Regions from separate parts of the Homo sapiens genome. Here regions 1 and 3 are each linked to region 2. Evidence: chromatin loops called from intact Hi-C (ENCODE). Cell type or tissue: dorsolateral prefrontal cortex. All regions are shown on one strand.

Evidence for each region. Hi-C counts contacts between places; a loop is a spot of excess contacts. Peaks named below come from ENCODE experiments on the same cell type or tissue, not always from the same donor. Only the 100,000 strongest peaks of a DNase experiment are listed, where the experiment ranks them.
Region 1: it touches region 2 in a loop (10-fold over the local background); 2 of 110 quality-filtered maps call a loop at or near these places.
Region 3: it touches region 2 in a loop (3-fold over the local background); 4 of 110 quality-filtered maps call a loop at or near these places.

What each region holds. Positions count from the first base shown.
Region 1 is chr1:182,111,118-182,119,117 of GRCh38, reverse strand. It overlaps LOC105371642 (a long non-coding RNA gene), which reads right to left. Exons shown (of 3, transcript XR_922341.3): 2 at 3,766-3,867; 3 at 470-1,607. Among named protein-coding and RNA genes, the nearest start is that of ZNF648, 53 kb to the right of the region's middle. In dorsolateral prefrontal cortex, a CTCF peak has its summit at 4,652; DNase peaks (open chromatin) are centred at 4,717 and 7,437; H3K4me3 peaks cover 1,277 bases; H3K27ac peaks cover 3,080 bases; H3K27me3 peaks cover 2,368 bases.
Region 2 is chr1:182,275,599-182,283,598 of GRCh38, reverse strand. The region is part of intron 2 of LINC01344 (long intergenic non-protein coding RNA 1344); the gene reads left to right. Among named protein-coding and RNA genes, the nearest start is that of LINC01344, 34 kb to the left of the region's middle. In dorsolateral prefrontal cortex, no CTCF peak of the experiment used is centred here; DNase peaks (open chromatin) are centred at 1,838, 3,558 and 3,748; H3K4me3 peaks cover 283 bases; H3K27ac peaks cover 5,287 bases.
Region 3 is chr1:182,080,416-182,088,415 of GRCh38, reverse strand. No RefSeq gene overlaps it. Among named protein-coding and RNA genes, the nearest start is that of ZNF648, 23 kb to the right of the region's middle. RefSeq lists an enhancer at 3,044-3,093. In dorsolateral prefrontal cortex, CTCF peaks have their summits at 3,349 (motif pointing left) and 7,253 (motif pointing right); DNase peaks (open chromatin) are centred at 3,325 and 7,261; H3K4me3 peaks cover 434 bases; H3K27ac peaks cover 2,080 bases.

The DNA of each region.
Region 1 (8,000 bases), 160 kb after region 2:
CATGCTGTAAAAGTAATAAACTTCCCTCCCATTGTCTGAATCTAAATAGGGGAACCAACCTCCAAGTCCAACCCCCTTCCTCAGGGAAACTGCTTCTCACTGTGCTTCAACATGACCTTTGGCTGGGAACTAAAATGTGAGTCTGAATTTGGTAAAGCTTGGATCCTTTCATTTTTCCCAACTCTCCCAGTCCAGAGGGATAAAAATCCCTGCTCCTAAAACCCAGTGGTCTCTGTGAATGAGCTCATCCAACTCCTGCTGGCTTTCTGGATAATAATGAAACTCACGTTGACCAGTCTTTCTACATTGTTTTATATATATATAGTTATATATATAGTTATATATATAGTTATATATATAGTTATATATATAGTTATATATATAGTTATAGTTATATATAGTTATATATATGACTTTATATATAATATAAAGCTATATATTTTTTAAATTTATGAAGATAATACTGATGTTGTTGGGACAGAAGCCTGAGAATTGAGCCTTTTTGCGTCCCCTTTCTCTCTCTGTCTCCTCCTCAGACCCTCAGATTTCCACCTGGAGAAAGGGGATGAGAGTAGAATGAAGTTGAATCATCTTGACTAAGGGAGGTGGTTTCTTCATCAGACATGCCCTCTTAACCTGGGTGGTAGTTGGAAGCTGAGGCAGGCAGGTAATAGGTAATAGCAGCCTAGTTAAAGCATGGAGACTGCATCAATGCCACCCTCAACCCCTCAACAAATGGGGCACAACTAGAACAGGATGTTTAGGACCAGAGAACGCTTTCACATGCCTGAGAACAAACAGAGTAACTGGTCAGCCTATCCGCTGATTTGTGAGATCAGCCCCTTGGAAGCCTTTTCTTCCATCCCAGGCATTATGACTTCAATTCAACAACTCTTAAGAGATGCACAGAGGAGCTTGAATCAGGAACATGGGGTTCAATGGTTACAATTCCCAAAGATGTCGAAAACAAAGTTTAAAAAGTATGTGACCATTTTGTCAATTATGTTTTCTCTATAAAATAAAAAAAAAAAGAAGCTTCGGGTATCACTGACATGTATCTTAAGATTTAGAGTTACACAAACACTCTAGTATATAATTTTTGAGCTTCCGCACTAACGTTAAGCATTAATAATTACTGATCAGTTTAATCTAGGCCATAATGTTATATACAGTAAATGAATTGTTTCTGGAAGTTTCTAAGAACAATTCTGAAATATGGATGTGGCTGTGGAGAATGAGGGTTTTTCTTTTCAATAAAAAATAAACGTTTTTTCTTTTTGCTCCTCCCCTGACTTTATTTTTTACAACAGTTTTAGATTTACAGAAAAATTGCAAGGATAGTACAGAGCTCCATGCACCTCTCCTTCAATTTTTCCTGTTGATAACATCTCACAGGAGTATGGTACATTTGTTATGATTAACAAATATTGATACATGATTGTTAATTAAAGCCATACATTAGAGAATGGGGATTTTACAGAAGGTTGGCATTAAAACTTCCCTGAAGTATCTAAACTCAGGCCTTTCACATGGCGGAGAGAAGCCTTTGCTGCCTTTGGATCTTCCCATTGCCATTCCAGACTGCCTGCTGCTTTCCCGAGTTCTTTCTGCAAGGGGCAAAATGTTTTCTGGTCAAAAAACTTGGTTGTCCATCATGCAGCAACAGCCACATGTCTTTCTTTTAAGTTGTTCTCAAAAACAATTTATAATAGCAGTGGAGTGAATTGGCTAAGAGTGGTGATTTTGGAATCAAATAGATTAAAATCCAGTTCTGTCACGTATAAGCTGTTATTTTATCAAGCTTTATTTTTCTCATCTGTAAGGGGAAATGATCATAGTGTCTTCCTCATTAATTTGCTATGCGTATTGAATGAAAATGTTTCAGAAGCACCCAGCATCATGCCAGGCATATAATACTAGTTCAATACTGGTACCTATTGTTAAGCTTAACAGGTGAGCTTTTTTTGAGAAGCAACTATGGTCAACAAGCTAGTCAATGAGTAATCTAGATCAATTTGATGAAAAATAATTTTTCCAACAAAGATCAGCTTCAAAGAGCAGTGGGGAGAAGAGACATCGTTGTGGAAGCATAAAATTAATTGCCTGAAGAATTCTCTTCAATTGGAAAGAACAAGGCAAGTATAGGGACTACTTATGTGAAAACATGTGAGGAATCCCAGCCTGGGCAACATGGTAAGACCCCATCTCCACAAAAAATACAAAAATTAGCTGGGTGTGGTGGTGCATGCCTGTAGTCCCAGCTACTCAGGAGGCTGAGGTAGGAGGATTGCTTGAGTTCAGGAGGTCAAGGCTGCAGTGAGCCGTGATGGTGCCACTGCACTCCAGCCTGGGTGACAGAGTTAGACCTTGTCTCACAATAAACAAACAACACATGCGAGGAGGTACCCACAGGCTTTTTCTTCTTTACCATTCTGCTTGAAAGATTAAGGCATCAGTAAATGTTTAGAGCAGCAGATATCTCTATTAGAGGCATTGTTGAGGGACAGATGATGTCCCAGAGGGAATTAGGAGCGTTATGGAGACCTGGCTCCTGCCTTCCTATTCTCCCCCTCCTCCCTCACCACCTCTTCCAATTCTGCAGCTCTGTGGATCTACTGCAACACATCAGACAGGCAGGCTCTCTGGGCTGGCCAAGTCCTTTCTTGCTGTACTCCTTCTGCCTGGGTGCACCACCACACCTGCACCTGGCTATTCATCAAGACTCAGCTTGGCTATCTCTTCCTCTGGAAAGCCTTCTCTGGTCACCACCACCCTGGTTAGCACATGCTCCCATAGGTTTCCAGTCTCCATTCTTAGGCTCTAACCCACTGCATCACCTCTCTGCCTCACTCTGTTGGGAGTACCATAGGTACACAAGTCTAGCATGGTACCCGGGATGTGGTGAGAGCTCAGAAAATATTGCCTCGTGCCTATTCTCTGAGCATCTCCAAGCCCAAGGGCTTTTGATTCTTCCCTCAAATGCTGAAGTGGAAACAGTTAGGGGAGGCACGTAGATGTAGCGAACGTTGCCTAGCTACACCTGATGCATAAAGGAGAAAACTTTAAAGGTGTCTCTATAAATAATATAACTAAAGCCAGTATAGGATTAAACAGTAACAGATAAATTATTTCATGCAGTGGTTTCCAAGCCCCAATGCAGGAAATGATGTTGGTCTGTTGTGAAGTTTTCCCAGGTTAATGGGGATTCTCCTCAAAAAATGGCCACTGGTCTCATGAGGGTATTCAGTGCTGTGGGCAGGGACTCTTGGCTAAGAATGGCCCCAGAGAGGGGGTCGCCCTGGTGTCCACTTCCTTCAGCACTCCCAGGAGAGATGCTTGGTCTGTCCTAGCCCACCTTCCTAAATATTGTGACCACTATGACAATACAGTGGAGGCAGCAAAAGTGAAGCAACTCCTTTGAGGTCACACAGCTACTAAGTTTTGAAATTAGGATCCAGGCCCATCTGTCTGACCCAGAGCATTTAACCTCTGTATTCCTAAGCAACCGGCATTTACTCATGTTGTAGGCTTGGTGCTCAGAAGGATAGAGTCTTCCTGTATGAGGCTGAGCTGGCAAACCCAGGTCCATTTTACATGTACATGTATTTCCAGGCTGGATGGCATTGGCGTCCATTTATCATTTAGGAAACATTTTATACCACCTAATTCCCTTCCCTCATTATCCTGTGGGTCTCTCTAGGACTGGGGAGGAAGGCAAGATTCCAGGGTGGATAGAGAGGTATCTTAATACCTTATAATACTTACCGCACAGTAGTCTCTACTCTGCACTTGAGGATTACAGTAGTATTCTCAGAGGGAGGATTACTGCCGTGGGTTGAGTAGCTCTGTAATGGACTCCAGAAGTCCCTAAATAGGTAAGTTGGATAAGAGCTTGGTATTTCTTTAAATAGGTAAGTAGGTCATTGCTGGGATTTGGTAATTGTTTTTAACATATAAGATTATTTGTAATAACCTTGGTATTTTCTTGACATAAAATTTAGTCTTATATAAAACACCCACTATAAGACACTCAATAACTTTTTGGTTAAATTTTTAGCACCTTATGGTCTATAGGACAGCACTATACCTGCAGCTGCAGCATAGATTCCCACCCAAAGAGGCCCTGGGCCCCACAGCAAAGTATTCTCCAGGTGTGACTCCACACACAGCCCTAAGCAGTGTGGGCTGAAGAGCCCCTAAGATCAGGCGAGCCAGCCGGCTGTGTTAGAGGAAGGTGCTCCCCGACCCTGCTGAGCAGCTGCGATAGGGGGAGCCGTTATTATTTATCTCAGGATGATCATCTCGACTGAAAACATTCCTTCCCTCTAAGGTGGTGACCTAGATCAGAGGTCAAATGTGAGCTGATCAGAAATGAAAACCCATCAAGCAGCCATGGAAACAGAAGCCGAAGGCAGACCCACATCTTTTCTCTGGCTTCTGTCGTTTGAGACCCAGAGCGAGTATAGCCTTGCTGTTCCCTCCCTGGGAGTTTATTCTGTGGTTTTGGCACAAGACGGCAATCTGGGGGAGAAAGCAAAGTCTATGGATATGGTTGCCTTTTCTCCTCTAAGCCAACTAGTGCCTTGTTTTTCTGTGAGCCTGCCACTGTGGGAAAATTGCTAGAGTGTAAAGTTTCCCTCTTTGTCCCCAGCGCACTTCATTTACCAGTGAGCCAAGCTGGGAACAGAGCCGCCTCTCACACAGCTCATGAATGACTCCATTTTCTCAGGGCAGCCTGTGCCTGCCCATTGTCTAACTGTCATGGCCTCTTGTATAGGTGTTCCCTGCAGTCCAGGCTGTTATGTAATGCCTGGGCAGGGAACACTGCGTGAGGGCAAGAGAGATCAGAGAGAGGAAAAACCCAGAGGGAAACCAAGACCAAAACGTCTTCCTGGAGAAGAAAGCGGGGGAAATGCTAGCCATTTGTCAGCTCTTTTCCTCTGGCTTGTTTGCCTGAGTGATAAACTTTGATTGCTGGCATACAAAGCCCCACGCTGGCTCCAGGAGCACTTCTCTTTATATCTATAAGACAGGATATGCAGTTCCCCTACGCCAGGGCAGCTGCCACCTAGGTCCTCCCACAGGACTGTGACAGAAAATCCTCCCCCTCTCTTATGGCCTAGGAGCAAAGGACTTTCCCTCTCCCAAGGCTCCACTTTCTGTTTCTCCTTCTCCTGCTATATCTTTGGCCCAGTGAGCTTCTCAATCCTGTTCAGAGAAGCACACACCTTCCGTGGGCTCACCTGTGGCGATTTCCAGGTAGTCTTGACTCTTCATCAGGCTCAGTGTTGAGAGGCAGCCATCACTTGGCATCCATGAATGGCACCCTTACCCCCATAGTTGTGTCACCTGGCTGCCATGTTCTGGGCTTATGTGTTCCCCATCATTCCTTTTGGCCACACTACCAGTATTGTGGTAAAATGAAGGGAGGTGAAGGGGTGTGTATCATTCTCTGTCTGCCCTAGCATCCCCTGCAAGCTTGTTCTGTAGAATACTAGCCCTGGGCTGGGCGCAGTGGCTCATGTCTGTAATCCCAGCACTCTGGGAGGCCGAGGCAGGATCACCTGAGGTCAGGAGTTCGAGACCAGCCTGACCAACATGGTGAAACCCCGTCTCTACTAAAAATAAAAAAATTTGCCAGGCGTGGTGGTGGGTGCATGTAATTCCAGCTATTAGGGAGACTGAGGCTGGAGGATTGCTTGAACCCAAGAGGCAGAGGTTGCAGTGAGCTGAGATTGCACCATTGCACTCCACTGGGTGACAAGAGCAAAACTCCATCTCAAAAAAAAAAAAAAGAAAGAAAAAAGAACACTAGCCTGGGAGCCACAAGAAGAGACTTTACAACAAGTAAAATAGGATTCCATGGATAGATATCATGGGGGAACGCTATATACTCTACCCCACTCTTATAAAGTCACAATGATTATTAGCATAATAAGACCCTGAAATGTTTGCAGTAAAGAAACCGATATCACTGTGGCGTAACATTTTCCAAACTTACTGAACATCTGGTCTACAAGCTCCATGAAAACAGAGACTTCACCTATTGTTCATGGTCGAATACACACTTCATAGCTCTGTTTGTGGGTATTCACTAAGTGTGTTAAACTGAAGTGAATTTAACTGAATCTTCATTCCAAGTTGTATCTATTAACCCTGCAGAACTAAGGTCCCACAGAACAAACATTGGCAAATGCTGGTTGATACCATGCACTAATGCTATCAATTACAATGACGAGATGGGAACACGAGCACAGGGAGACCCACGCGGAAACTTTTCTGGTCCTCACATGAGAACAGGCTGCAGAAGATTGCTCTGTTCCCAGCTCTTTAAAAGTGCCTGGCCCACCCATGAGCCACTCCACAGGGAAGAGGGTATGTGCATGTTTCTGGTGCTCGCACAGACCCCTTTCTGACTTGTCCCCCTACCCTCTCTTGTTTTGCTCACCCTGTTCTTTGATCCCTTGGCTTTGGAGTCTGCCTCACATTAGGTTCTTCTGATCTGATGCTTCTCTTTGTTATTAAAAAAAAAAAAAAATCGGCCGAGCACAATGGCTCACACCTGTAATCCCAGCACTTTGGGAGGCCAAGGAGGGTGAATCACCTGAGGTCAGGAGTTTGAGACCAGCGTGGCCAACATAGTGAAAACCCGTCTCTACTAAAAATACAAAAATTAGTTGAACATGGTGGTGGGCACCTGTAATCCCAGGTACTTGGGAGACTGAGGCAGGAGAATCGCTTGAACCCAGGAGGTGGAGGTTGCAGTGAGCTGAGATTGTGCCATTGCACTCCAGCCTGGGTGACAAGAGTGAAACTCTGTCTTGAAAAGAAATCATGAAAAAAACCCAAACAAAACCCAAAAATCTTATCTCAAGCTTGCTAACTTTGGCTTAGTTAGGTGTAAGAAAACCCTAGATTTGGACTGGGCGCAGTGGCTCATGCCTATAATCCCAGCACATTGGGAGGCTGAGGCGGGTGGATCACCTGAGGTCAGGAGTCGGAGACCAGCCTGATCAACAGGGCAAAACCCCAACTCTACTAAAAATAAAAAAATTAATTGGGCATGGTGGCAGGCACCCATAATTCCAACTACTTGGGAGGCTGAGGCAAAAGAATTGCTTGAACCTGGGAGGTGGAGGTTGCAGTGACCCGAGATCACGCCATTGCACTCCAGCCTGGGTGACAGAACATGACTCCATCTCAAGATAAATAAATAAATAAATAGAAAACCCTAGATTTGAATCCAGATTTTGCCATTTCCTGGCCGTGAGATTTTTAGAAATTTCTTGGGCCTATCAGAACCTCATTCTCCACTGTGTAAAATGAGGATAGTAACACGTGCCTCAGAGTTGTTGTGAGAATTAAATGAGCATGTAAGCCTTGCACAGTGGCTGGCATTTGGCCAGGGCTTGGCACATGGCTGCTATTATTACAATTGTTCCTCCCTTTCAGCTCTGAGCCTTGCCTGCCGCCTTCTTTTGGGCATCCGCCCAACTCCAGGTGAGCCTCTTTCTCTCTCTGCTAGGTTAGCTCCATGAGACCCAGCTGGCTAGGACTCTGGTCCAGATTTCCTCTGCCTCTGGGGACTTCTCCCTCCTCATCGGTCCCATCATTGCTGCAGCCTTCAGTAGTTCCTTGGACTCATCCTTTTACCACTTTTTAATCTCTTTTTGGGGCCCCCATAGAAGGAAGTAACCCTTCATTAGCCGAATGTTTTGTAGTTTACAAGATTCTAATACAGCACCCCACTTAATCCTCATCACATTGCTCTGCCTGAGTTGTCTGTCTACAGATGAGAAAAAATGTGACTCAGTGACTGCTTCACTCACACAGCAATCAAACATCAGAGGCTGGATTGGTATGCAGGTCTGGCTTCAGATGGAGCATCTCTGTCAGCCCTCACCACAGCTGCCACCTGGATAACTGTGAAGCATAGTCCTATCCTCTGGACCCTCAGGACCCTGCCACTGCCATCCACTTTCTACCTCCACTTAACGATC
Region 2 (8,000 bases):
CCCACCTTGGCCTCCTGAAGTGCTGGGATTACAGGTGCCAGCCACGGTGCCCGGCCTGAGTTTTCAGATTTTAAATGAAAGATACCTGATCTATGCTCCTTCTTCTAGCCACAGTCTGCCATGTAAACGTATTTGGTCTGTTCCTGAACCCAAGGGGAATTCTTTTCTCTTTCATCTATCCATCCATTTATGCATCCAATCATCCACCTTTATCCTACCTGCCTGTCAGACCAAGTCTAAGAAGCTTTGCTCAACTATTTAATTCTACTGATTTCTCCTTTTTTTGAATACCTGCCACATAGTTATTGCCATCCCTCATTTTAGCATGTAGCAGTTCATGACTTAGATTGACTTCAGCTGTAGTCACAAACACAAATGCCTACCAAGGGCCAGGTGGATGACGTATCTGAAGTCCGCTCCGTGAATCAGATAGTAGACCTCTGGGGACTGTGTGAACTGGAGAATGGGTGCTCTCAGTAAGGGACAGCTGCCCTTTACTCCAGCCAGTTGCTGCCCACCAAAAATCCAGGTAGATGTAGATCTTCCAGTTTTTCAAGAGAGAACAGATGTCCAAATTTTTATGACTTTTTAAAGTGGTGGTTTAATTTTACAAAATCACGGTGTAGGACAAACACAATGTGTGTTTCACACTGTACATTTGCAGCCTCTGAGGTGATGAGCTTCTTGAGCTTATTGTTTCTGAATTCCATATGGCAGCTCATACATTAACTAACATATACAGTAGGTGCCTGATAAATGCTTGCCACCCTTTCCAGAGCACCACATCCAAGCCAAGTAAAATTATTGCCTCAGCTGATTCTCTGTAGCCTGTAGGTGGTGTAAAAAGAAATTTTCCCCTAAAACTTATTTATGTATTAAAGATACCCTCCTTGCCCCCAAACCTAGTGGGGCTTGATGTATTTGCTTAGCAGGTTAAATGAACTATTAGTGTATTTAAATGTTCTTTTTTTCTTTTCTTTTTTCTTTTTCTTTTTTTTTTGAGAGACAGGATCTCACTCTGTCACCCAGACTGGGGTGCAGTGGTGTGATCACGGCTCACTGTAGCCTCAAACTACAGGATTCAAAGGATCATCTCACTTCAGTCTTATAAGTAGCTGAGACTGCAGGCACATGCTGCCACACTCAGCTATTTTAAATTTAATTTTATTTGTTGTAGAAATAGGGTATCACTATGTTGTCCTGGCTGCTCTCGAACTCTTGGCTTTAAGTGATCCTCCTACCTTAGCCTCCCAAAGTGTTGGGATTACAGGCATGAGCCACGCACCAGGCCAGTGTGTTCTTTACCATCTTTAAATGAAACCTTCCCTCAACCTTCCATTCCTCTACGGCTACCACTAATGGTATAAACTTGCCTTTTATTTATCACATCATTTGCTTTTCTGTTATCCTTCCACATATACTGCTCTGCAGAAATCACGCTCAGTAGGACCACCAGTGACCTCTTCATTGTTAAACACAGTGGTGCCAATCAGCCCTGGCCATCCTCTCAACTGACTTGAATCAGCTGATAGCATTTGATACTGTTGATCATTTCCTTCTCCTTAAAATTCCCACTTTTCCTGGTCTTTGCAGCTTTACTCCCTCCCACATTTTCTTCAGTCTTTCTGGATGCTTCTCATCAGGCTCCTTTTCCTGCCCAGTCCCTAAAATGCTGATTTTCTGCTGGTGTGATTTCAGGCTGTCTCCCCTCTCCCTCCACACATTCACCCTGGGTGACCTCATCCTCTCCCATGACTCTCCCCCTGCATGAGCGCTGATGATGCCCAGTTCCACCATCTCGCTCCAGACTCATCTAATCAGCTGCTTTCTGGCAGTGTCTGTCTCCATTGATACTTCTCACTCAGCATGTCCAAGGCTGAGCTCATCACTCTCGCTCCACCTCCCTTCTCCTCTTCCTGCATCCCTGTCCTCTGTGAGCAGCATCGCCATCTACCTTGTGGCCTGGACGTGAATCCTGAAACTTCCTCCCTGTGTTGGATTCTCCAGCGAGCACAAAAAAAGCATAGGCTTGGAACACCAAGGAAACAAACACAGAGTGCCAAAAAATTATTTCAAAAGTGTGTAGTGACTTACACGCATGTTTATAGCAGCACAATTTGCAATTGCAAAAATGTGGAACCAACCCAAATGCCCATCAACCAACGAGTGGATAAAGAAACTGTGGTGTGTGTGTGTGTGTGTGTGTGTATACATACATACATATATATATATATATATGATGGAATACTGCTCAGCCATAAAAAATTATTAATTAATGGCACAGCAACCTGGATGGGATTGGAGACTGTTATTCTAAGTGAAGTAACTCAGGAATGGAAAACCAAACATTGTATATGTTCTCACTCATAAGTGGGAGCTAAGCTATGAGGATGCCAAGGCATAAGAATGACACAGTGGATTTTGGGGACTCAGGGGGTAAGGGTTGGAAGTGGGTGAGGGATAAAAGACTACAAATTGGGTTCAGTATGTACTGCTTGGGTGATGGGTGCACCAAAATCTCAGAAATCACTAAATAATGTACTCATGTAACCAAACACCACCTGTTCCCCAAAAACCTATGGAAATAAAAAAAAAAAAGCTTAAACAAACAAGATTGTAGTGCTTTAAAAAAGCATCAAAATGCCACCCTAGAAAAAACAAAGCTTATTGGCTTTCTTCTACTTATTTTACGATTAGACAGTACTTTTATTGTGGATGTTGTATACAGGGTGGACATAAACTTTCCAGGCTTAGAGCCACTAATGTTCTTTCTACAGCCTGATCATCCTCAGCCACCCCTTCTCCATGCCCAATTGGTTCCTAAGCCCTATTGATTTTGCCTCATTGACAGCAGCTGAACTATCGCTAATACTGTCTTAGGGCTTCTGGTTGTCTGTGACCTGGATTGCTATAGCGGCCTCTTGACTAGCTTTCCCTTCCCACCCATCTATCACAGAGATGTCATCTGTTTCTTGTATGTCACTCTTCTTCCTAAAATCTTTTCCTTGCCATCTAGTAACTTCAAGGGAAGTTTCAATCCCTTAGCCTAGCTGACAGGCTGTGTGCTCCTTTACCTCCATGCTACTATTTCACATGCAGCCTTCACTCTAGATTTCCTACATTTACCCTACTCCATGCACCCCTCCCCTCTACCCCTCCCCAGCTTGGAAGGGTCTGCGTGACAAGTGAGAGAAAAGGTGGGAGACTCTTACCCTGTGTTCTCTAGGGAAAAAAAGGAATTCTCCCCATTTCGAAAAAGCCTCCAGAGGAGAAATGATCAGACATACAGAGATAGAGTTCAGCCAAGAAACATTTTCCTTCTGCCCTGGGCTTGTCTTTTGGTCATAGCTTTTGCCCTTAAAATGCAGGTAGATTTGTCACTGGGGCCACATGCAGAAGAGGGCCATTGTCTTCTTTCAATGTTCTGCTCAGTGAGAACATCTTCACGTCACCAGCCATGAGCAAGCCCGCTCAGCTGACACAGCTTATGTCCTCTATAAACAGGGCCCAGGAGAATGCTCTGTGTGCCTCTGGTCAGGAGCTCCGTGGCTCGGCCTTGGCAGGGAGAAGGGCATTACTCACTGGACCCCCGTCCTCTCCCCAACATTGTTTTCCCATTTTCACCAGGGGACTGAAAGGGGGATGGGGGAGGAGGGCGGGAGAACACAGGAGAGTGGAGCTGTTTGTTTTCTCCTTCCTGTTAACAATGCAACATCTGTTCCCCAGCCTGGCAGCTGGACCAAAGTGAATTGATGAGAGCATTCGTGCCTCTGGATCAGGGGGTGGAGAGTGGGAGAGGGAAGGAGGGAGGGCTGCCCCAAGGGCTGAAGCCTCTCTGAACAATAACAATAGCAACAATCATGAGAATATCTTCAACACCATTTGGCAGGCTGACTGTGGAGCCCACGGAGCCCGTGGAGCTGGGTAATTTGATGTTCCAGCAGATCCACATATTGTAACGAACACACCGAACAGAGATCTGAGTGCCTTCTTTTTTTTTTTTTTTTTTTTTTAAGAATCGCCCAATTAAAGGAATAGTGTTTACCTAGTAAATATCTATTTTGGCTCATGCACAGTGATAGAAAACATCTTTATTTACCTAAGAATGAATCTGAGAGAGGTGAAGCTGACAGAGGTGGAGTGACAGCAAAAAGGCAAAATGAGGGTTAACGAGGCAGCAGTGAGGAGAAGGAAGGGCCCACCTTCTCCTGGCTTCCTCCTGCCTCCCTCCTGTTCCTTCTAGTTCATCTTTGGCTACTTCCTTCTCAGCTCTGGTGTCTACTGGTGGCCTGTCCCGGGCTCAGTCTCTCCTCTACCTGTACTTACTCTCAATGTTTTTGTCTAGCCTTATGGCAGTGGGATCCACCTAAATACTGACCATTCCCAATTTATACCCTTGACTCAGACCTGTCCCCTGAAGGTCAGCCTCATGTATTCAACAGCCCACTTACCATCTTCAACTGAGTATCTAAAGTCATCTCAAAGCTAAGCATCACCAAATGAGCTTCTTGGGTCATCCATCCACCAAACTTGATCTTCCATAGTTTTCCTCATCTCAGTGAATGGCAATTACATTCTTCCTGGACTCTTCTCTTACTCTTATATCCCACAACACACTGTAGGCAAAGCCTGTGGGCTCTGTCTTAAAAATGCATCCCAGAACCTGGTCACTTCTCCCTGCCTCTACTACTTTGTTCCCTGTTCTAAGCCATCATCAGTTCTTTCCTAGATTATTACAACAGCTTCCTGACTGGTCTGCTTCCGCCTTTGTGCTGCCTTCCTCTTGCCCAGCCTGTTCTCAACACAGCAGGCCGAGAGACCCTGTAAAACCATGATTTTGATCAGATTCCTCCCCTGCTCAAAACCCCCATATGCTCCCCATCGCAGAGAAGTCTGCGAGGTTCTCTCCAGTCTGGCCTCCTGCTAACCCTCTGACTTGTCTCACTGCTAACTACTTCAGCATTGCTGGCCTCTTGTGTTTCTAGAACATGCCAGGCACTCCCAGCTCCAGGCCTCTTCCTGGATGGCTCTTCTCTCAGATGTTTGCTTATCTTGCTTTTTATCTTTATGTCTTTACCCCAGAATTCCCTACCCTCATTTTTTGGTCTATTTTTCTCCATAACACTTGTCACGCCTGAAAAGTTCCATCTTCCACTGATTTATTTTGTTTATTTCCACTTCCCAGTGATGACTGCACTCTGTGCGAGCAGGAATGCTTATTGTTTTGGACTCTGCTGTTCCCCTGGCACTGGAACTGTGCTTGGCACACAGAAGGCACTCAACAAACATTTGATGAATGCATGAACTGATGAATAAACAAACAAATAAATAAATGGATGCATGAATTCTGCTTTTGTTTCTGGCAGAATGGCTATGATATGGTTTGGCTCTCTGTCCCCACCAAATCTCATCTTGAACTGTACTCCCATAATTCCCATGTGTTGCGGGAGGGACCCAGAGGGAGATAATTGAAACATGGGGGTGGTTTCCCCCATACTGTTCTCATGGTAGTGAATAAGTCTCACGAGATCTGATAGTTTTATCACGGGTTTCCGCTTTTGCGTCTTCCTCATTCTTTATTTGCCTGCTGCCATCCGTGTAAGATGGGACTTGCTCCTCTTTGCCTTCCGCCATGACTGTGAGGCTTCCCCATCCACGTGGAACTGTAAGTCCAATTAAACCTCTTTCTTTTGTAAATTGCCCAGTCTCAGGTATGTTTTTATCAGCAGTGTGAAAATGGACTAATACAGGCTAGATTGCTAGAGGCGCATCCTACACCCTCTGAACCAAAGAGAAAGTGTTGAGTGTTTATTTTGGGTGTAGCATCTCTCTTCCCCTGAAAGAATGGTGGGTCAGAAAGGCAAGGTGGACTCTTTGGTCCTGGGGACCCATTATGGCTCTTGGGGAAAGGAATGTGGGGCTGCCCTCAGTAAAAATCATGAACAAAGACTTTTGTTCCAGTTTACTGAGCTACCTCCGGTGACTTTTTCAGATTGACTGCTATTAAGTAGTCTTGGGAAAAGGCAGTAGATTACAGATGAGGGTGATATGAGGACAACTGTCACCAGACACAGGAGAGAGATGAAGAATGGAAGCTGTCAGGTTAGGGCCTGAATCCTATTCCTCAGCAGGCGGTCGTGACCCTTTGCTCTGTAATCTCTCTTGAAGCTACCTGGGTCCTTGGACGGTGGTGACCTTTCATATGATTTTGATTCTTGACTCATCTCTTTCCATCCTTTAGAGACCAGGGCTGAAAGAAAGAAAATGCGACAGCGTGGCTTTTCCTTGGGTTAATCAAAGGCTTACATTTGTACAATTTGCTAAGAACTTCCATATGGACTCTTTCAACATTGTTTGAGGGCCAATTATATGCAAGGAAACTGTGCTAAGTATTAATGATACTAAAGACAGCTTTAATACAGCATGATGAATGCCGTGAAATGTTAATGTAATTAAAGCAACACCAAAAGGTTGGTGAAATGTTAATGTAATTAAAGCAACACCAAAAGTTAGGCAGCTTATTCCTTTTATGTAGGTTAAAAAACAGATTTAGAGATTAAGTTGCTCAAGAATACATTAGAAGAGGCCAGGAGTGGTGGCTCATGCCTGTAATCCCAGCACGTTGGGAGGCCGAGGCAGGTGGATCACCTGAGGTCAGAAGTTTGAGACTAGCCTGACCAACATGGCAAAACCCCATCTCTACTAAAAATACAAAAATTAGCTGGGCATGGTGGTGGGAGCCTGTAATCCCAGCTACCTGGGAGGCTAAGGCAGGAGAATCACTTGAACCAGGGAGGTGGAGGTTGCAGTGAGCCCCACCCAAACCTGGGCAACAAAGCAAGACTCCATCTCAAAAAACAGAAAGAGTACATGAGATTAGAGGATCCCTAGGAAATGGATTTGACCCCATATGTTCTGGTGCCCAGTCCAGTGCTCTGACCTTTATGTTATATGCTATTCAAGGGTGCCTTCCTTAATCATTTTCTAAGCCTACACATAGTCACACTAGTGCGTGGCCTTAGCTACCTGTTCTAGAAACACCAAGCAAAGAGGTGTATGAGATTGTTTGTCTTGAAGTCTGCTTGCTGAGGTGGGAGATAGGACCCAGACATCCTTCAATTAGGATTCTTAGGTTTCTGTCATTCACAATTATCTCAACTCTGCCACTTGTGATTGACACTGATGAAATTTTTTTAACCTTTATAAGCCTCAGGTTCTTCATTTGTAATATGGAGATTACAGTTCCTATATCAAAAGGTTGTTACAAGGATTAATGAGCGTATAGTTATAAAGCACTGTATTAGTTTGCAAGGGCTGCCTTAACAAAATACAACAGATGGTGTGGCTTAAGCAACAGAAAATTACGCAAAAAATAAAAAAAATAAACCAACAGAAATTTATTTCTTACAGTTCTGGAGTGTAGAAGTCCAAGATCAAGATGTTGGAAGGGTTATTTTCCTCTTTTATTTTTTATTTTTTTTTGGGACAGAGTCTCATTCTGTGGCCTAGGCTGGAGTGCAGTGGTGCAATCTTGGCTCACTGCAACCTCTGCCTCCCAGATTCAAGCAATTCTCCTGCCTCAGCCTCCCAAGTAGCTGGGATTACAGGTGTGCGCCACCATACCTGGCTAATTTTTTGTGATCCACCTGCCTTGGCCTCCCAAAGTGCTGAGATTACAGGTGTGAGCTGCTGTGCCCATCCTGGGTTAGTTTCTTCTGAGGCCTGTTTCCTTGAGTTTTGGATGGCCATCTTCTCACTGCCTTCATATGGTCTTTCCTCTGTGCACCCTTAGTGTACCTTTGTGTGCCCTTATCTCTTCTTTTAAGAACACTGGCCAAACTGGATTAGGCCCACCCTGATGGCCACATTTTAACTTAATGCCCTGTCTCCAAATACAGTTACATTGAGAGAATATGGGTATTAGAGCTTCAACATAGGAATGTTTGACGGACACAATTCAGGCTGTAACAACCACCTAACACAGAGCTTGGTATATAGTG
Region 3 (8,000 bases), 200 kb after region 2:
CCAAGACGGAAGAGCTGCGACTTGTTTACCAAAAGGCATTGACGACTCGATGCTCCGTCTTCCGTGGGAATTCACCCAGCTTTGTTCAGATGTTACTACCTCTGCCCTTCCCAGTTCCTACCCCATGAAAGGGCATCTGAAGGTGCTGACATCAGAAATGGCAAGTCAGGACACACGCAAGTTCCACAGGGCTTCCTGCTGCCCCGCCCAGCCTCTTTGCAGCCGCCTCCTGCAGCCCCAGGCACAGGCCTGACTTTGGTACAGTTGAAGTAATGCCCCAGTTTTGCCCTGGGCTGGGACTGCCACCTGGGGCAATAAGGGTGGTTGTTTTCCCCTGTGGTTGCCCTCCTGGTTACCTTAGTGACTCATGGAGGCAGTGGGCCAGCCTGGGACAGAGGAGCAGGGGTCTGGTCCAGGGCCAGCCTGGGGCTCTGATCCGCGGCTGCCCCAGATGTCCAGATCTGACCAGGAGCTATGAGGGAGGAGCCTGCTCCCATATAGCCATAACTTTTCTGTTCTGAGCTCATCAGTGTGGCCTGATAAAGTCTACAGAGAGGCCCTCAAGGAGGAAGAAAGAAAAGGCAGGGAAATATACTTTTTTTAGCTAGAGCTCCATCAGCGAGTACAGAAAGAGAACATTCTCCTAGGAGAAAGCAAGGCATACTCTGTCCTCAAGGTGCCATTTTCCCCAAGCAATAGAGGCAAGGCCAGATGAGCTGTGGAGGGGTGGAAGATGAGCTTGTGGCTCCCCACCCTGTCCCTTGCATGCACACCCACCCTCAGGGGCTGCAGCTGGGGTGGCTGAGAGGGGAATCCCTGGTTCAGGCTTTCCTTGTCTTACACAAACTGAGAAGGAAGCCTTGAGAATGCTGGTAGTGCATGCAGGGTGGAGCTGAGAGGGCGGAGAATGAGGTTTTTCACCCACCCTGTGGGCCCTCCTGTTTCCTCCACCCTCCCTGTAATCTCAAAACATCCTGACTTCACTGAGCAAAGGCCCCAAGCTTTTCATGGAAGAGCAGCAGCTTGCAATAGCCCCAGAGTCTGAAGATAACATCTCCCTTGCGGTGGCAAGAAAAGGCAAGGGTGCTCAGGAGAGTGCAAAAGTCCTCAGGCCCCAACCAGAAGTTCTGCCTCTGAGGTCCTCAAAGACACGGGCTCCATCTCCTGCTGTTCCCGCTTTGATTTTAGGGTGTTGCTTTGCTGTACTGGTGCCAGTAGCGGCCACACTGCAACTCTGCTTCAGGCACAAGGATTGGGGTGGGACCCTGTGTCCGCTCTGAGAGCACTTCTGCCTCCAGCCCTCTCTTGGTCCTTGTCCTTCATGTCCTTTTTTGGTGTGAACTGGGTTCAGGAGAGAAGCCCAGGCCCTGACATCTGTGGTCAATGCACACACTCCAGGAAGTTGTCTTAGGGATCAACCAGGGGCACCCACAAAATGGACTGGGGATCATGACTGGCCTTTCCAACCCACAGACCACCTTCATTCCACTCAAAATAGCGCAGCTCTGACTCTACTTAAGAAGGACGCTCTGATAACATGCTGGTGACTTTCACCTAGAAATGGAATCCATCCTTCAGGGCCCGGCCCCCTTCCTGCCTCCATGATGAAACCTTCCTGTCCCTTCCTGTCAACCCTGAGGCGCCACCACCTTCTCCTTCCCGTCATGTACTCACAATAGTTAACATCCACGGCTCTCTTCCCCTGCACTAGGGGCTGGGATGGGGATGGAACGGGGTGCCCTCTATCCCTGAGTTCCTTCCCATGCAGAGATGTAGAAACAGTCATCATGCATGGTTCCATGAGAGATTCCAAGAAAATGCACAGCAGCTGCAGGAGTCCCCAGGTAGCATCTGAAAAATGATTTCCTGAAACACATAGGGTTTGGATGGCGGGGTCAGGAGAGGAAGGACTTTCTGGCAGAGTGTAGATGGGAAACAGTGGATGGATGTGCAGGGAACCACCAGGAGCTGGCCCCGCCAGAGTGGGTCCCAACCAGGCCAGCCATCCAGTGGGCGCCATGGGCACCCGAGCTTTCCTCCCCCGGGCTTCACTCTCTTTGACCACTTTCTGCCCAGGGCCATCTGTGGGCAGTGACTTGGGGAGGCTGCAGGAAGAAGGGACAACAATTGAGTCACTTGTTGTTAAAACCAAAAGCCCGCCACCCCAGCCAAGATTTTCCACATGGGGGTAGCCCTGCCAACGTGTGCCCCCAGTCAACATCAAGATGTCCCCCACAGGCCTCAATGTCACGAAGGACTCCTGAAAATACTGCCTGTTTGAGAGGGGACAGAGACTAACTGTGAAATACTCCTCAGTTTCCCTGCTGCTTACCCAAGAGTTGGGTTGAAGCTCAGCCTGGGGCGCCACTGCTGGGGTGAGGTGGGCTGTGTCAGGCCAGCCACTCATGCCAAAGCTGAAGATAGGATGAGAAGGAGAGAGGGAGTGCCCACTGGGGGGCATAGGGCTGTGCCCAGGAGGGCACTGCTTGTCTTTGCAACCTAGCAGCCATCTCTGGCGGGATGCCTAAAATACCTCGGTCAGCCTCCCAGCTGAGGGAGAGCAGGAGGCGTGCGCTGGGGTCTGCATTAGGTTTTCACAATGGATAAAATCAGTTCTGTGATTGAAAGGCGAGGCCTTGGGAAATTAGTCACACAAGGGAGAATTGTGCCTGCCTCCATCAGAATCACCTGAGGATTCCCAGGAACCATCCAAGAGACTCTGATGCAGGGGTTCTAGGTTAAGGCCTGAGTCCCTTCTCTCCCTCCCTCCCTCTCTCCCACTCTTCCTTCCTTCCTTTCCCATGCAAAGCCCCTAGCAAAGCTTAGAATAAGAACATGTGGGGCTGGGTGTGGTGGCTCACGCCTATGATCCCAGCACTTTGGGAGGCAGAGGCAGGAGGATCACTTGAGGTCAGGAGTTCGAGACTAGCCTGGCCAACATGGTGAAACCCTGTCTCTACTAAAAACACAAAAATTAGCCGGATGTGGTGGCGGGCATCTGTAGTCCTAGCTACTCAGGAGGCTGAGGCACAAGAATCACTTGAACCCAGGAGGCGGAGGTTGCAGAGAGCCATGATCGCACCACTACACTCCAGCCTGGGCAACAAGAGCAAAACTCTGTCTCAAAAACAAACAAACAAAACCACGTTGGATCCACACATGGCTATAGATCCCTACTGTGTGCAAGGCAGCTGGCATCCTGGCCCTCTGAGACTGGCCTAGGGGAGGCCTCCTGGTGACTTCCTCCCAGAGCTAGAGAGGCGGTGTCCTTTGCCTCTGTCCTGCTGAAGGGAGTCCCTCATCCAAGGGGCAACGCTGCCACCTCCTGGTCAGTCTTAGAACTGTCCCCCACTCTGAATGCCTGGTGTAAATAGAGGCAGGGAGCCGGGAGAGGCCTCCCTGTCCTCCTTCTCTGGCTCTGCGTTTGAATATCTTATTCTAGGAAGTGGAATGTCCCCCAAACACGCGCCTCTTTTGGTGCCTCTTGTTTAAGTCTATCTTCCCTGGGAAGCCACTAGTCAACAAGTGGATCTCACTTACCCACCACTTTGCCTTGAATTCAGTGCAAGTCAGCATGTGTTTGTGGAGCACTTGATATGAGGGGGCTGGCAATACAGAGGACAATAAAGCAAAGCCCCACTTTTGCAGAAGGGAGTGAGAAGTGGGGGTGATTCATGAATATGAGTCACTTCTATCTGCGGTGATGTCTGAGCTGAGTCCTGAAGGATAAGCCAGCATTAACCAGTTGAAAAATGGAGAAGATTCCAGGTAAAAGGATGAGCAAGATGTGAATTGCTGGCCTTTTAAATAGAAACTTAATTGCTACATTTTTAATGCACCTCTTTGCTGCCCCCAAGAGGACAGACTACAAACCTTTTTTTCCCTCAATTTCTGGGCAGGTTTAAAAGGTTAAGAGAAAGGAAAAACAAGTTTTTCAGTTGCTAATCATTAGGGTTTAGGGGCCCTCCAGATCTATGGTGAAAAACAAGAGGGAGGCCTGGGTTTGAGAGACAAAGCAATGCAACCCAAGGAAGCAGGAGGCAGGGAAGATGCCTCCCCTAGTAGACAGTTCTCTGGGTCAGTGTGGGGAGAGGACTCCAGGCCACTGCCCCACCCTGGTCCCCGCAGAGCCCCAGAGAAGTATCAAGCCCCAGAGGGAAGTGTCTGCATAGTGCCAGGAAGCTCTGGATGTCAGCCTTACAATGAATTCCCAGGTCCTCAGAATGGCAGAGATGCATCCTGAAGCCAGAGACCTGTGATACAGGCTGAAAGAGCCCCAGATGTCACCCTTGTAACCCACTTGGACAAATGCCCAAGGATCAGCCTCCTTGACTCTGTGAGGGACTCGCGAACCTTGACATTGTCCCAGAAGTAGAGAAATACCAGTTCAAACCACAATGAGGAAATAAAGGAACTCAATGTTCTTGTACCAGGGTTTATAGCAGATTCATATAGGTCATGGGTGCAAAGGAGATCAAGACAGGGCCCCTGTTATTGAAACAATTAGAGAGAGAGCAGTACACTTCTCAGTGATTTGGAGCAAAAAACTTGTCCTCTTGACCTTGGTTTAATTTTCAGTGACAGGATGAGGAGGATGAGCATAGACTCTCGAAGCCCTTTCCTGCTGTAAGAGTCTATGGGAATGCAGATCACATGTACTGTGAGAGATGGGGGGAGACACAGGGTGGGTCAGAATGACCAGAAGAGTCTTCGTGAATGTGATTTTGAAAACTGGAAAGAGGTAAAAGAATTTTGGGTGGTGGGAGTGGCCTGTGCAGATGACAGACCAGGCCTGGCCAGTTGGAGAGGGAGGTTCTATGGAGGAACAGCCCGGAGACAGCAGGAGGGCGGTGGGTGGGTGTCAGCACTCTCCCTCCCTTTAGTAGAAAGGGAAAAGACAGAGTTCACAGTGGAGAAAATAGGAAACATGGACCTGAGAATCCCTACTATATATATATGCGTGTGTGTATATATATATATTTTGAGACAAAGCCTCCCTCTGTCATTCAGGCTGGAGTGCAGTGGTGTGATCTTGGCTCACTGCAACCACCTCCCCCTGGGTTCAAGTGATTCGTGTGCCTCAGCCTGTAGAATAGCTGAGATGACAGGCTTGTGCCACCATGTGTCTATTTTTTTTGTATTTTTAGTAGAGACGAGGTTTCACTATGTTGGCCTGACCTCAGGTGATCCGCCCGCCTCGGCCTCCCAAAGTGCTGAGATTACAGGTGTGAGCCACCATGCCTGGCCCCCAACTATATTTCTAGCAACTTTCATGTTGAGCAGATGCTCCCCAAAGCCCTTCCTAAACAAGCCCTCAGACATTTGTGCTTCTGCCCTTGACTGGTAGAGACATGTAACATGTGATGACTGTGTTTCCATTGACACTGTGTGTACGCTCAGGGAGAAAGCACAGGAAGGCTGTGGGCTGTACGGACACCACCATGCTCCAGAGCTCCCTGCTGAGCCAGCCAGTGGGAGCTGAGGGCAGGCAGTCCATGCTCTGCTACCTCCTTTCCCTAGAGCTTTTCTTTAGATGCCCCCAGTCTGGTCAAAAACAAGCATTCTGAGCTGTGAAATGTTCTGGTCAGTGATCCCAGAGAAGTTTTATAAAGTCTTGAACACAGCCAGATATGCCTCAGTCCCACACTGTTTGAACCTGATTTAATCTTACTCTGACTACTTAGAAGACACCAACTTTAGAGGTGGTATGGGTGTTGGTATAGACCATGGGCTCTGGAATCAGACTCCAAGGGTCTGAATCTTTGCTCTGTCACTTATTAGCTATGTGACAAAGGGTAATTTACTTAACCTCTCTGTGCCTGTTTCCTCTTGTACAAAATGGCGATGAAAGCATCTGCCTGTGTTGCTGTGACACGGGCCTGGCACCTGCTAAGCACACAATAAATTTAAGTCACGGTCATCTCGCAAGGCATCGGTATTACTCTGTAGTCTCAAGTTAGAGAAAGGAAGTCTGAAAGCTTATAGTTTGGAAGGGGCCTGGGAACATTTTATAGTGATTCCATTCAATTGTTCTCTTGCTTTTTATCTTCTTGTCATTAGGATAACATGGAGAAGGTGTCCCAACTACAAAGCTGGTGAATGAAACTGTCTGGGTGGTGGGTGGGAGGCCACTAGTCCAGGACGTTCTGCAGCTCTGGCAGTTCTACGATCCTAGCCAATTTTCGCCCAGATAGCACTAGGCCTTGTCTTGTGCCCCAGAAGGCTGTGGTCACTGCGCTCCCAGATGGCAGCTCTATACTTGTTCTAGGGCTAAACACAGAAGGGGCCAAACTTGATAATACTCTGCTTCTGGTCATAATTCTTCTGCAAAATTGTTATATATACCTCTTTATATATAAAGACAAAAACTCATCCTTTAGTGGCCTCCAGAGACCCCGGGAAAGAGCCCAACTCCATAGCATGTCCCGCAGGTCTGCTGTGGGACACTCACCCCTATAGCATCATCCCCATATCCTGCTACATTCCAGCCATCCTGACCAGCTCATGGCTCCCCACACTCTCTCAGTAGCCCCCACCCTCTCCTCATTAACTCCTGATCATCCTCAGGCCTCTGTTTAGCCATTTTCTGAAACTCTCCCACTGCCCACCGCCCACCTCCACTACCACCCCCACCCCCACCCCCACCCCCCCCCACCACCCCCACTATGGTTCATTTAATAGTTTCTCCTGTGTGCTCCCATGTGCTCTGGGTTTACCCCATTGAAGCCCTTAGGGCACTTTCAAACCATCTGCTCCCCTCTTTGCTTCATCTGACTGTAAACTAACTTGAAGATAGAAACTGTGTGTGGATTCCTATTGCTTCAGTGGCACCAAGCACAGCACCTGATTTAAAGAGGGTGTTCAGCAAGATTTCTTAAGGAAATGACACTCAACATGAGACTTAAGGGTTTGGGGTGGGGAAGAGGTACAATTTCAAGAAAGGAAAGAACATGGCAGCAAGTGCAAAGCCCCCAGGGTTGGAAAGAACTTGATATATCCAAGGAACATGCTAAGGACAGTGTGGCTGGAATGTAGAGAGGTAGCGGGCAGGTGGCAAAGGATTTGGTCTGGAAGGTTCAAAGCATGGTGGGAAGTAATTGAAACAGGTTACACTGGATAGAAACAATATCCTATATCCTCAACATCTTCTCTTCCCCTTTTTGCTCTCATGAAACATGGCTCTCTTCTGAGAATAGCTCCTTCTCAAGTGGAGGATTAATTTTCTCTTCCACATCCCTCCTACCACTAGGTGGGGCAAGTGTCTTCCTCACTCCTTTGCTATTTCAGACCATTCTTTCTCTCTTAAAGCTCCCCAGCTTTGAATAAGCAGCCTGTGGCATCCACCACTCCTCCATGAAGTCTCCCACAAACCCCAGAGGGCTTCCTCTCATTCCTTATATGGATCTCAGCACCTGGTTCACCATCATTTTCACCAACCCCACTTGTCATCATTCTAAGAACTACAACTCTGTGGAGCTGGCTTTTTGCTTCCCTGAGTCTGTGAGCTCCTCTTCTCCAAGGATCTTGTCCTTTACTGTATCAAATATGCAAATGGCCCAAATCTAAAGCTTGTCCTCAATAACAACTGCACTCCCTCTGCAGTCTCAATTTGGTGCAACTCCCTCTCTGGCCAGCACCTCCTTAAACTTCCCAGCTCGCTGCCCCTGAAATCCCACCACCACCCATCCTTCCACCCAGGGGAAGTCTGGCCCTTCCACCTTTTAACTCGTCCTGCTCCCCTCAGGCTCTCTCTCCGCATCTGACTTGGCTTCAATTCCATGCTTCATCACATTAGTCACTTCTTTTTCATAACCCCTCATCTTTATACCTTTCTTTAGTTTCGTTGTATTTGTCTGGCAAAACTCTAACAATGGTGAACTCCAAGCTTCTGCCCACACAGCCAACATGTTGGGGGAAAGCACACCATCTTCCTGGCTGGCCTAACTTCAATTCATGACCACTAACCTTGCATGGGCCTTTATTGCTACCTGGCAATTATG